Regions from separate parts of the Homo sapiens genome. Here region 2 is linked to region 1. A link is an interaction called in ENCODE POLR2A ChIA-PET data of the cell type or tissue named here. Cell type or tissue: Panc1. All regions are shown on one strand. Links, peaks and the distances in the headings refer to the core of each region. The heading gives the core; the rest is flanking DNA.

Region 1 (6,059 bases), core at 453-5,452:
TGGGAGGCTGAGGCGGGCGGATTACTTGAGACTAGGAGTTTGAGACTAGCCAGGCCAACATGGTGAAACCCCGTTTCTACTAAAAATATAAAAAATTAGCTGGGCATGGTGGCAGGTGCCAGTAATCCCGGCTACTCTGGAGGCTGAGGCAGGAGAATCGCTTGAACCTGGGAGGCGGAGGTTGCAGTGAGCCAAGATCGTGCCACTGCACTCCAGCGAGACTCTGTCTCCAAAAAAAAAATCTATATATCTGTATATATATATATATATAGATATATATATGTACACACACACACACACACACATATATATGTATATATTTCTCACAGTTCTGGAGGCTGGGAAGTCTAAAGGCAAAGTTCTAGCAGATATGATGTCTGGCAAAGGCTCTGTGCTTCAAAGGGGGCTCCTTGTTGCTGTGTCTTCACATGGCAGAAGGGACACACAGCCTCCCTAAAGCCACTTTTGTAAGGGCACTAATCCCATTCATGAGGTCTCCACCTTCACAACCTAATCACCTCCTAAAGGTTCCCTCCACCTCTTCTTAATACTATTGCATTGGAGGTTAGGTTTCAACGTACTAATTTTGGGGAACACAAACATTCAGACCATAGCAGGGATAGCAGAGACGATGGAGAAAAGTGGATAAATTTAGAATATGTTTTGAAATAGAGCCTACAGGACTTGCTGGTGGATTGGATATGTGATGTAAGGGAAAGAAAATAATCAAGCTTGCTTTTATATTTTTTTGAATTTTTTGCTTTGACTTGAGTAAATGGCATCACCATGGTACCATTAGGTGCCATGTTAATTAGGCAGTTGGAAATACGAGCTTATAGCTCAGGGAGAGGTTTGGACGTTGTTCTGGGACTCTGAAGATCTGGCTTTTTATCCTAGCTCTGCCATGCAGCTGTTATCTGTGACAAGTCAATAAGGTAATGCTGTCAGCTTTAAAATAATAAAGGCATTTGTTACGCCAGCCTCGTGTATGTTGGGAGAATCCTGTTCACTTGTTTATTGATTGGTCACATACTGTGAATTTACCAAGGTACTGCATTAGATGTGAAAGATAACAAAGACATAGGCCTTGCTCTCAGGTTGCTCATGGTGTAGTGGAAAAGTTAGTAAACAGATGTAATAATTGCTATAATATGAAGAAGCAGAGATTTCAGGGAGCACCAAAAATGGCAGGCAAGGGATCAGAAAAGACTCCCTAGAAGTGATACCATAGCTGAGTGTGAAAGTGACTAGAAATTAACCAGCTAAAGAAAGAATAGAAGAGCCCTCTAGGCAGGAGGAGCAGCATGTGCAAGGTGGGAGGTGAGAAAGAGAATGCCACCTTCAGGGAACTGTATGCAGTTTAGTATTACTGGAACCTCAGAGTAGAAGGTGGGGAGTAATGATAAAATAGGGAGACTGGAAAGGGAGGCAGATGTGATGACACATAAGGCCTTATATGCTGTGCTGAGGAGTTTGGATTTTTATCTGTAGCTGATGATTAGCTGTAGAAGAGCTTTAAGAACTTAGGTTGGCTGGGCACGGTAACTCATGTCTGTAATCCCAGCACTTTGGGAGGCTGAGGTGGGAGGATCACTTGAGGTCAGGAGTTCGAGACCAGCTTGGGCAACATGATGAAACCCCGTCTCTACTAAAAATACAAAAAATTAGCCAGGCGTGGTGGCATGCACCTGTAATCCCAGCCACTCGGGAGACTGAGGCAGGAGAATCACTTAAAGCTAGGAGGTGGAGGTTGCAGTGAGCCGAGATTGTGCCACTGCACTCCTGCCTGGGCAACAGAGCGAGACTCTGTCTCAAAAAAAAAGAGGAACTTAGGTGAATGACATGGATCAGATGTGCATTATAGAAAGATCATTCTTGGGGCAGAAATGGAGGAGGGACTAAGGGGCAGGAAAAATTTGCCTTAATCCAGGCAAGTAGGGCTTCCAAATTTATCTAATTCTAAAATGCACATAATTTCTGGTGTATTATATATACTGCAGGAGAGCATATGTTAAGTCCCAAAGGAGCTGGGAGCAGAGGAAGGTAAAACTGGAAAGACAGCTAGGGGTCAGGTCATGGCCTTGTGTGGTCCCAAGAGCTCACTGTCCGTGCTCCTGTGGAGGGCATTGTGTAGTCTACTAAGGAGTTCTTACTTTCACAGGCAGCATTAGGACACCAGAAGATTTGAACTTGGGTGACACAGTGACTCGAGAAGTACATGAGGTTGAAGGACCTGGATTAAGTTTGTAGACTGAGTAATAGGAAGGAAGGAAAAGATAGTAGATATATTTCTTACCCCACTGATCTAGGCCTTCTGGTACTACCAGCCATGAACTTTGGTTTTCCCTTCTCCCTAAATCTTCCTTCAGTCCTAGCTGTATGCTGTGTTAAGTTTGGAAAGTATTTACTGCTGGCTATTAAAGATCAAGTAGGATTATGTTAGTATTTCTCTTACAAGGAAGAGTCACTTTTTTGTTGTTTTTTTTTTTGAGACAGGGTCTTCTGTCACCCAGGCTGGAGTGCAGTGGTGTGATCATGGCTCACTGCAGTCTGAACCTCCTGGGCTCAAGTGATCCTCCTGCCTCAGCCTCCTGAGTAGCTGGGACTACAGGTGTGTGCCACCACACTTGGCTAATTTTTAAATTTTTTGTAGAGATGGAGTCTTGCTATGTTACCCAGCTGGGTCTCCCAACTCCTGGCCTCAAGTGATCCTCCTGCCTCGGGCTCCCAAAGTGTTGAGATTACAGGCATGAGCCAACATGTCTGGCCAAGATTCACTTTTATTTATTTATTTTTAAGATTTTTAATTTTTTTCACATGGCCACTGTGCCAAAAGGAGTCACTTTTAAACTTAGTAGCCGTTGGCTGTATCAGATGGCTTTCCCAGTTCCTCTGGATTCTTCTGCAATATCATCCCCACTGTTTGTTCAAGAGAGAATTAAGAGAGAATTACTCAGTGTCTGAGTATTTCCCAAGCATTTGCTTTGTGTCTAGTTCTAAGTGTGAAGTGTGAAGGGGATGCTGAACAAGTAAGTCATTTATCCTTGTTTCCAAAGCAGTTAATATTATTTAACATCTGTCTGTCATTTATTGAACACATACAGTATACCAGATTATGAGCTAGTTCTCTGAAATACAAAGAAGAATACGACTCAAATGATCCTTTAACCATTTCAGATCCACTAGGATGGCTAAATGGGAAAAACTGTTTGCAAATCATATATTAATAAGGTATTTGTCTATAGAAGATATAAAGAGCTTTTACAACTCATCAATAATAAAAAAAATAACCTAGTAAAAAATGGGCAAAAGGCCAGGCCCAGTAGCTTACACCTGTAATCCCAGCACTTTGGGAGGCTGAGGAGGGTGGATCACTTGAACCCGGGAGTTCAAGACCAGCTTGGGCAACATAGAGAAACCCCATCTTCCCTGAAAATAAAAAATAGCCAGACATGGTGGCTCGTTTCTGTAGTCCCTGCTACTCGGGAGGCTGAGGTGGGAGTATCACTTGAGCCCAGGAGGTTGAGGCTGCAGTGAGTTATGTTTGTGCCACTGCACTCCAGCCTGGGTAACAGAGTAAGACTCTGCCTTAAAAAAGAAAAGAAAAGAAAAGAAAAGAAAAATCCGCACAGAAACTTATACACAAATATTGATAGGAACATTACTCATAATAGCCCCAAGTAGAAATAACCTAAATGTCTATCCTCTGATGAAAGGATAAATAAAATGTGTCTGCCTATGCAATGGAATATTATTTAGTAAGAAAAGGAGTGAACTCCTGATAAGTGCTATAACATGGGTGATGGGTGATCCTTGAAAACATTTTGATGAGTGAAAGAAGACAGTCACAAAAGATCACATACTCAATGAATGAATTTATTTATTTATTTTTGAGATAAGGTCTTGCCGTGTTGCCCAGGCTGGTCTGTAACTCCTGACTCACAGGATTTTCCCCTGTCACCCTCCACAGAGTAGCTGGGTTTACAGGCATATGCTGTCACATTCAGCTGCTGAATGAATTCATTTGTATGAAAGGTCCAGAAAAGGCAAATATATAGCAGTATAAAAGAAATTAATGGTTACCAGGGCTTGGGGATGGGAATGAGGAGTTAGTAAATGAGCATGAGGTTTTTTTTTTTTTTTTAGAGTGACGGAAATGATTTAAAATAAGATGGTTGCATCTTATTTTATTTATTATTATTATGTTTTTGGAGACAGAATCTCCCTCTGTTACCCAGGCTGGAGTGCAGTGGTGCAGTCTCAGCTCACTGCAGCCTCTGCCTCCCGGGTTCAAGTGGTTCTCCTGCTTCAGCCTCCTAAGTAGCTGGGATTACAGGTGCTCTGGCTCTTTTTTTTTTTTTTTTTTTTGAGACAGTATCGCTCTGTCACCCAGGCTGGAGTGCAGTTGCATGATCTCGGCTTGCTGCAACCTCCGCTTCCTGGGTTCCAGCAATTCTCCTGCCTCAGCCTCCCTAGTAGCTGGGATTACAGGCATGCGCCACCACACCTGGCTAACTTGTATTTTAAGTAGAGACGGGGTTTCACCATGTTGCCCATGTGGTCTCAACCTCCTGACCTCAGATGACCCGCCTGCCTGGCCTCCCAAAGTGTTAAGATTACAGGCTTGAGCCACTGTGCCTGGCTGGTTGCATCTTATTTTAAATATACTAACAATAATTGAATTTCTTACTTAAAATGGATGATATGGCTAGGCATGGTGGCTCACACCTGTAATCCGAGCACTTTGGGAGGCCAGCGCCGGAGGATCACTTGAGCCCAGAAGTTTGTAGAGACCTCATCTTTACAGAAAATAACAAAAATTACCCAGGCATGGTGGCATGTGCCTATAGTCCTAGCTACTCAGGAGGCTGAGGCAGGAGGATCCCTTGAGCCCAGAAGGTTGAGACTGCAGTGAGCTATGATCAAGCCACTGCGCTACAACCTGAGTGACAAAGACCTGTCTCAAAAAAAAAAAAGGAATTGGGCAGTGAAGGAGTGAAGGTGAGTAGAGAATTCTAGAGAGAAAAGACGGCAGCAGCCAAAGAAAGCACTGAGGGATGAAAGAGATAGATAGTTCAATGTGGCTGGAATGTAAGCCATTTGGTGGAGAGTGGTGAAATAAGGTCGCTGGTTGGGCCATATTATGAAGTCCTTTGTGTGTCCTACTAAGGAGTTTGAACTTTAACCCCAAGGCAATAGAAAGTCATCAAAGTTTGTCAAAGTAGTAGGATGATGCAATCAGGTGTGTGTCTAATAAAGATCACTGTGGCTGCTGCTGTGTCATGAATCTGTGCTGGCAAAGTTAGAGTCGGGGAGATCATTTTGGAGGCCACTCCAATTGTTAGAGAAAGAGCAAGGGATAAAGTCTGAACTAAGGCACTATGGCAATGAAAAACTCAAGGGAGATTTTATAGATGTTTAGATATGATCAGCACATGAACTGTATGGGCTGTAAAGGCCTTAGGAGTTCATAGAGGATAGTTCTGTTCTGAAAGATTCTGGAGGAGGTGACACCTAGATTGGATCTTTAAAGATGGGTAAAAAGTTTGAGTATATGGAAAGCTGCAGTGCATATAGGAAAGAGTGAGAGAGGAGGGCCAGAGAGGGAGGAAGCCAGACTGAAAAATAGGAATTTGATGGGATAGCAATTGAAGAACCAAAGAAGCAAACTTAGTTGCTCCCAAATTTGAAAAGTTTAATTTAAAAAGGTTTTTGGCCAGGTGCGGTGGCTCACGCCTGTAATCCCAGCACTTTGAGAGGCCGAGGCAGTTGGATAACTTGAGGTCAGAAGTTCGAGACCAGCCTTGTCAACGTGGTGAAACCCCATCTTTACTAAACGTACAAAAATTAGCCGGGCGTGGTGGCTGCACTTGTAGCCCCACCTACTTGGGAGGCTGAGGCATGAGAATCGCTTGAACCTGGAAGGTAGAGGTTGCAGTGACCTGAGATTGCGCCACTGCACTCCAGCCTGGGCAACAGAGTGAAACTGTCTCCAAAAAAAAAAAAAAAAAAAAAAAAAAGCTTATCAACTCAGCTGGCCAGGAGGTTGTGCTTTCTGA
Region 2 (6,059 bases), core at 433-5,432, 250 kb after region 1:
GTGGACCTATGGCAAACTCCTGGCTATTTCTGCATTTTGCCCAAATCCATCCTTGAATTATATCACCTGAACCTCGTGACCACCTGGAGAAGGCAATGAGGCTCAAGCCAGGGAGGGGTGGTGTCTAATCCTACCTTTCATTGGATCTGGGAAAACTGAGGGAGATGGGGGCAGGGCTCTATCTGCCCCAGGCTTCCGTCCAGGCCCCACCCTCCTGGAGCCCTGCACACAACTTAAGGCCCCACCTCCGCATTCCTTGGTGCCACTGACCACAGCTCTTTCTTCAGGGACAGACATGGCTCAGCGGATGACAACACAGCTGCTGCTCCTTCTAGTGTGGGTGGCTGTAGTAGGGGAGGCTCAGACAAGGATTGCATGGGCCAGGACTGAGCTTCTCAATGTCTGCATGAACGCCAAGCACCACAAGGAAAAGCCAGGCCCCGAGGACAAGTTGCATGAGCAGGTGGGCCAGGGGGTGATCTGGGGTGGTGAGGGACTGGCTCAGGAAGAGGAAACGAGGACATGGAAATGCCAAACCCCATTCACTGGTGAACTGAAGTGGAGGAGCCCTTCAGTTTGCATTAATATGGGTGACTATTTCACAGACACTGTGCCAAATGTCGGTACAATGCCAACAGTTCACCTTCTTGGTTGTTGAGTTTCCGCATTACAGAAATAAGGAAGCAGGCCCAAAGGAGAGCCTGGGAAATGAAGTTGGAGTGACCCATCCTGGGGTTGCTTGATTTAGGGATTTAGACTGGGAATGACTCCTCCAAAGATCTGAGGGAAGAAACTGCACACTGTGCATAGTGGCCTCTTTTCTGCCAGCCCTAAACAGCTCAAGAAGGGAGAGTCTCTCACATTATGAGGCTGTGTGCAAAGCATTCTTTTTTTTTTTTCCTGAGACAAAGTCTCCATATGTTGCCCAGGCTGGTCTCAAATTCCTGGACTCAAGTGATCCTCCCACCTCAGCCTCCCAAAGTGTGGGATTACAGAAATGAGCCGTACGCCCTCCTGAAGCATCTTGGTTCATGCATCTCGCAAAACTTTGGGCTGTGTCTCTCGACCACATTGGACCTGAGGTCTCCCTATAACATTTATTTTGCTACCACCCCTTTAATATCCTGAACATGATGATATAACTAAAGAAAAAGCAGAGGAAAAGTAATTTGTAGGCCAGGTGTTACGGCTCACGCCTGTAATCCCAACACTGTGGGATGTCGAGATGGGCAGATCACTTGAGCTCAGGAGTTCGAGACCAGCCTGGGCAAGATGGCAAAACCCCATCTCTACTAAAAAATAAAAAAAATTAGTCAGGTGTGGTGGCACATGCCTGCAGTCCCAGCTACTCAGGAGGCTGAGGTGGGCAGGTCAGTTGAGCCCAGGAGGCAGAGATTGTAGATCGTGCCACTGCACTCCAGCCTGGGCAACAGAGTGAGACCTTGTCAAAAGAAAGAAAGAACGAAAAAAAGAAAGAAAGGAAGGAAGGAAGGGGAGGAAGGAAAGGGAGGGAGGAAAGGGAGGGAGGAAAGGGAGGGAGGCAAGGGAGAGAAACTTGTAATACGCATTTCTTTTTTTTTTTCTTGAGATAGAGTTTTGCTCTTGTTGCCCAGGGTGGAGTGCAGTGGCACAATCTCAGCTCACTGCAACCTCCACCTCCCAGGTTCAAGTGATTCTCCTGCCTCAGCCTCCTGAGTAGGCACACGCCACCACACCCAGCTAATTTTTTGTTTGTTTGTTTGTTTTGTTTGTTGGTATTTTTAGTAGAGATGGGGGTTTCACCATGTTGGCCAGGCTGGTCTCGAACTCCTCACCTCATAATCCGCCCCTCTTGGCCTCCCAAAGTGCTGAGATTACAGGTGTGAGCCACTGCGCCCGGCCTTAAGTGCACATTTTATTTATTTATTTATTTATTTATTTATTGAGATGGAGTCTTGCTCTGTTGCCCAGGCTGGAGTGCAGTGGCACAATCTCAGCTCACTGCAACCTCCACCTCCCAGGTTCAAGCAATTCTCCTGCCTTGGCCTCCAGAGTAGCTGGGACTATAGGCACCTGCCACCATGCCTAGCTAATTTTTGTATTTTTAGTAGAAATGGGGTTTTGCCATGTTGGCCAGGCTGGTCTCCATTCTTGACCTTAAGTGATCTGTCCACCTCCACCTCCCAAAGTGCTGGGATTACAGGCACTATGTGAGCCACTGTGCCGGCCCACATTTTAATATTTAGCTTGTCAGCCTTAAGTAATGAGATTCAGGAAGCTTGAGGATAGGCACACAGGAGCATAGTTTCAAGTTGTCCTGAATTTTGCAGCCATCACAAGTTAGTTTTTAAGGAAAAAGATTAGTTCCTAAGTTGTTTCTCAATAACTTATAATAAAATAACATCCACAATTGATTGGCTATACATTGTTTTTTTGTATCACAAATTCCACAAACAGATAATGGGTGAGGCAGCTAGTCAGGGACAAAACACTTCCCAAGTAGCTGGGATTACAGGTGTCCGCCACCACACTTGGCTAGTTTTTTGTTTGTTTATTTTTTGAGATGGAGTCTTGCTCTGTCGCCCAGGCTGGAGTGCAGTGGCATGATCTCGGCTCACTGCAAGCTCCACCTGCCGGGTTCACACCATTCTCCTGCCTCAGCCTCCCAAGTAGCTGGGACTACAGGTGCCAGCCACCACGCCCGGCTAATTTTTTGTATTTTTAGTAGAGACGGGGTTTCACCATGTTGGCCAGGATGGTCTTGATCTCTTAGCCTCGTGATCCACCCGCCTCGGCCTCCCAAAATGCTGGGATTACAGGCGTGAGCCACCGCACCCGGCCTAATTTTTATATTTTTAGTAGAGACGGGGTTTCACCATGTTGGCCAGGCTGGTCTCAAACTCTTGATCTCAGGTGATCCACCTGCCTTGGCCTCCCAAAGTGCTGGGATTACACAAGTAAGCCACTGCACCCAGCCTGGGGTTACAATTTAAATTGCTTTTTTACCTTCAAATCTTTGACACCTCAGTGAGGCTTAATCTGACCGCACTATTACACTACAAGTCCCCATCCGTCTCTGCTTAATTTTTGTCCAAAGCAAAAATCAGGTGATGTGTTCATTGTTGTAACCCCAGTTTCTACAAAAGTACCTGGGTGAGAGTAAGTAGGATCTCAATAAAGGTTGAATTAACAAATTTTGTAATGACTGCAACTCCAGCAGGAGCTCCCTTTTGGGCTCCCACTGTCTCTGACGGCCCTCTCCCCTAAAGAGGTCCCAATAGCAAGTATTTTCCTGGGTGACTTCCAGTGGGCTGGGGAATCAAGGACTAAGAGGGGAGACACTGCATGTGGAATATTCTGGCTGTGCTGGCTGTGCTGGCTGTGGACTGAGTCCTCTGTCTTCCCCCATCCAGTGTCGACCCTGGAGGAAGAATGCCTGCTGTTCTACCAACACCAGCCAGGAAGCCCATAAGGATGTTTCCTACCTATATAGATTCAACTGGAACCACTGTGGAGAGATGGCACCTGCCTGCAAACGGCATTTCATCCAGGACACCTGCCTCTACGAGTGCTCCCCCAACTTGGGGCCCTGGATCCAGCAGGTATGCATGGCTTCCTGCAGGTACAAGACCTAGCGGAGCAGCTGAGCTTTCCAGGCATCTCTGCAGGCTGCAACCCCAGCTCCAGTTCTATTCGGGGCTGAGTTGCTGGGATTCTTGAACCTGAGCCCTTCTTTTGTATCAAAATCACCCAGGTGGATCAGAGCTGGCGCAAAGAGCGGGTACTGAACGTGCCCCTGTGCAAAGAGGACTGTGAGCAATGGTGGGAAGATTGTCGCACCTCCTACACCTGCAAGAGCAACTGGCACAAGGGCTGGAACTGGACTTCAGGTGAGGGCTGGGGTGGGCAGGAATGGAGGGATTTGGAAGTGGAGGTGTGTGGGTGTGGAACAGGTATGTGACAATTTGGAGTTGTAGGGCTGGCAGACCTCAAGATAGTTCCGGGCCCAGTGGCTAAAGGTCTTCCCTCCTCTCTACAGGGTTTAACAAGTGCGCAGTGGGAGCTGCCTGCCAACCTTTCCATTTCTACTTCCCCACACCCACTGTTCTGTGCAATGAAATCTGGACTCACTCCTACAAGGTCAGCAACTACAGCCGAGGGAGTGGCCGCTGCATCCAGATGTGGTTCGACCCAGCCCAGGGCAACCCCAATGAGGAGGTGGCGAGGTTCTATGCTGCAGCCATGAGTGGGGCTGGGCCCTGGGCAGCCTGGCCTTTCCTGCTTAGCCTGGCCCTAATGCTGCTGTGGCTGCTCAGCTGACCTCCTTTTACCTTCTGATACCTGGAAATCCCTGCCCTGTTCAGCCCCACAGCTCCCAACTATTTGGTTCCTGCTCCATGGTCGGGCCTCTGACAGCCACTTTGAATAAACCAGACACCGCACATGTGTCTTGAGAATTATTTGGATATGAATGGGAACGTGACTGTTTTGTTTTCCAATTCCCATTGATTGAAACCAGTGAGACTGGGCCAATTCCTAGCTCTGACAGTTGCTATAAACTAGCCTGATACTTAACTATTTTTCTAACTTAGGAGACATTCGTAGCTCTCAATTTCATTTTTTACTATTGCTCCAATCTAGAGCCAAGCCCAGGAATTTTTCATTTGTTTGTTTTGAGACAGGGTCTCACCCAGGAATATTTTGTTTGTTTTGAGACAGGATCTCACTCTGTCACCAGGCTGGAGTGCAGTGGCATGACCTTGATTCACTGTAACATCTGCCTCCTGGGCTCAAGTGATCCTCCCACCTCAGCCTCTCAACTTGAGACTGCAACCATGTGCCACCACACCTGGCTAATTTTTTTTTTTTTTTTGAGATGGAGTTTCGCTCTTGTTGCCCAGGCTGGAGTGCAATGGCATGATCTTGGCCCACTGCAACCTCCTCCTCCCAAGTTCAAGTGATTCTCTTGCCTCAGCCTCCAGAGTAGCTGGGATTATAGGCATGCACCACCATGCCCGGCTGATTTTGTATTTTTAGTAGAGACAGGGTTTCTCCATGTTGGTCAGGCTGGTCTTGAACTCCCGACCTCAAGTGATCCGCCTGCCTTGGCCTCCCAAAGTGCTGGGATTACAGGCGTGAGCCACTGCGCCCAGCCCCACCTGGCTAATTGTTACATTTTTTTATAAAGAGGAGATCTTGGTATGTCGTCCAGGCTGATCTCAAACTCCTGGCCTGAAGCAAACCTTTCATCTCAGACTTCAAAAGTACTGGGATTACAACCGTGAGCCACCACACCCAGCGCAGTCTCAGCTCACTGCAACCTCTGCCTCCCACATTCAAGCAATTCTGCCTCAGCCTCCCGAGTACCTGGGACTATAGGTGTGGGCCACCATGCCTGGCTAATTTTTGTATTTTTATTAGAGATGGGGTTTCGCCATGTTGGCCAAGCTGGTCTGGAACTCCTAACCTCAGGTGAACCACCCACCTCAGCCTCCCAAAGTGCTGGGATTACAAGTGTGAGACACCATGCCCAGCCTAGCTCAGGATTTTATCATTTAAACTGAACATAAGCTTCCCAGGGTTGATTCCTGTGCTGTGCTCAGCTCTCCAAAAGAAGAGGTGGGAATGGCTGTACCCAGCATGTTTTGGATGGGTTGCTGGGAAGAGGGTAAGGGTGGCAGCAAGAGCCATATGGCACTAACAGCTAATACCCACAAAGCATTTTCTGCTAGGCACTATCCTAAACTGTTTATACCGATGACATGTAGATACTACTGTCTGCATTTTCCATATGTAGAAACAGACACATAAATTAAAGAACATTGCCTGGCCAGGCACAGTGGCTCACACCTATAATCCCAGCTCTTTGGGAGGCCAAGTCGGGCGGATCACCTGAGGTCAGGAGTTCGAGATTAGCCTAGCCAACATGGCAAAACCCTGTCTCTACTAAAAATACAAAACTTAGCCGGACGTGGTGGTGTGCACCTGTAATCCCAGCTACTCGGGAGGCTGAGGCAGGAGAATCTCTCGAACCCAGGAGGCAGAAGTTGCAGTGACCAGAGATCACACCATTGCACTCC

What was found. ChIA-PET counts read pairs that join two places held together with the same protein. Peaks named below come from ENCODE experiments on the same cell type or tissue, not always from the same donor. Only the 100,000 strongest peaks of a DNase experiment are listed, where the experiment ranks them.
Region 2: POLR2A ChIA-PET joins it to region 1 with 7 read pairs; 3 of 35 experiments call an interaction of 5 or more read pairs at or near these places.

What each region holds. Positions count from the first base shown.
Region 1 is chr11:71,942,520-71,948,578 of GRCh38, forward strand. The region is part of intron 1 of RNF121 (ring finger protein 121); the gene reads left to right. Among named protein-coding and RNA genes, the nearest start is that of RNF121, 17 kb to the left of the region's middle. In Panc1, for the core only: no CTCF peak of the experiment used is centred there; no DNase peak of the experiment used is centred there; H3K27ac peaks cover 2,700 bases.
Region 2 is chr11:72,191,879-72,197,937 of GRCh38, forward strand. It overlaps FOLR1 (folate receptor alpha), which reads left to right and starts at 262. Exons shown (of 4, transcript NM_016729.3): 1 at 262-463; 2 at 3,393-3,581; 3 at 3,734-3,869; 4 at 4,019-4,421. The coding sequence starts at 296. The coding sequence ends at 4,299. The region is part of intron 2 of FOLR1-AS1 (FOLR1 antisense RNA 1); the gene reads right to left. In Panc1, for the core only: no CTCF peak of the experiment used is centred there; no DNase peak of the experiment used is centred there.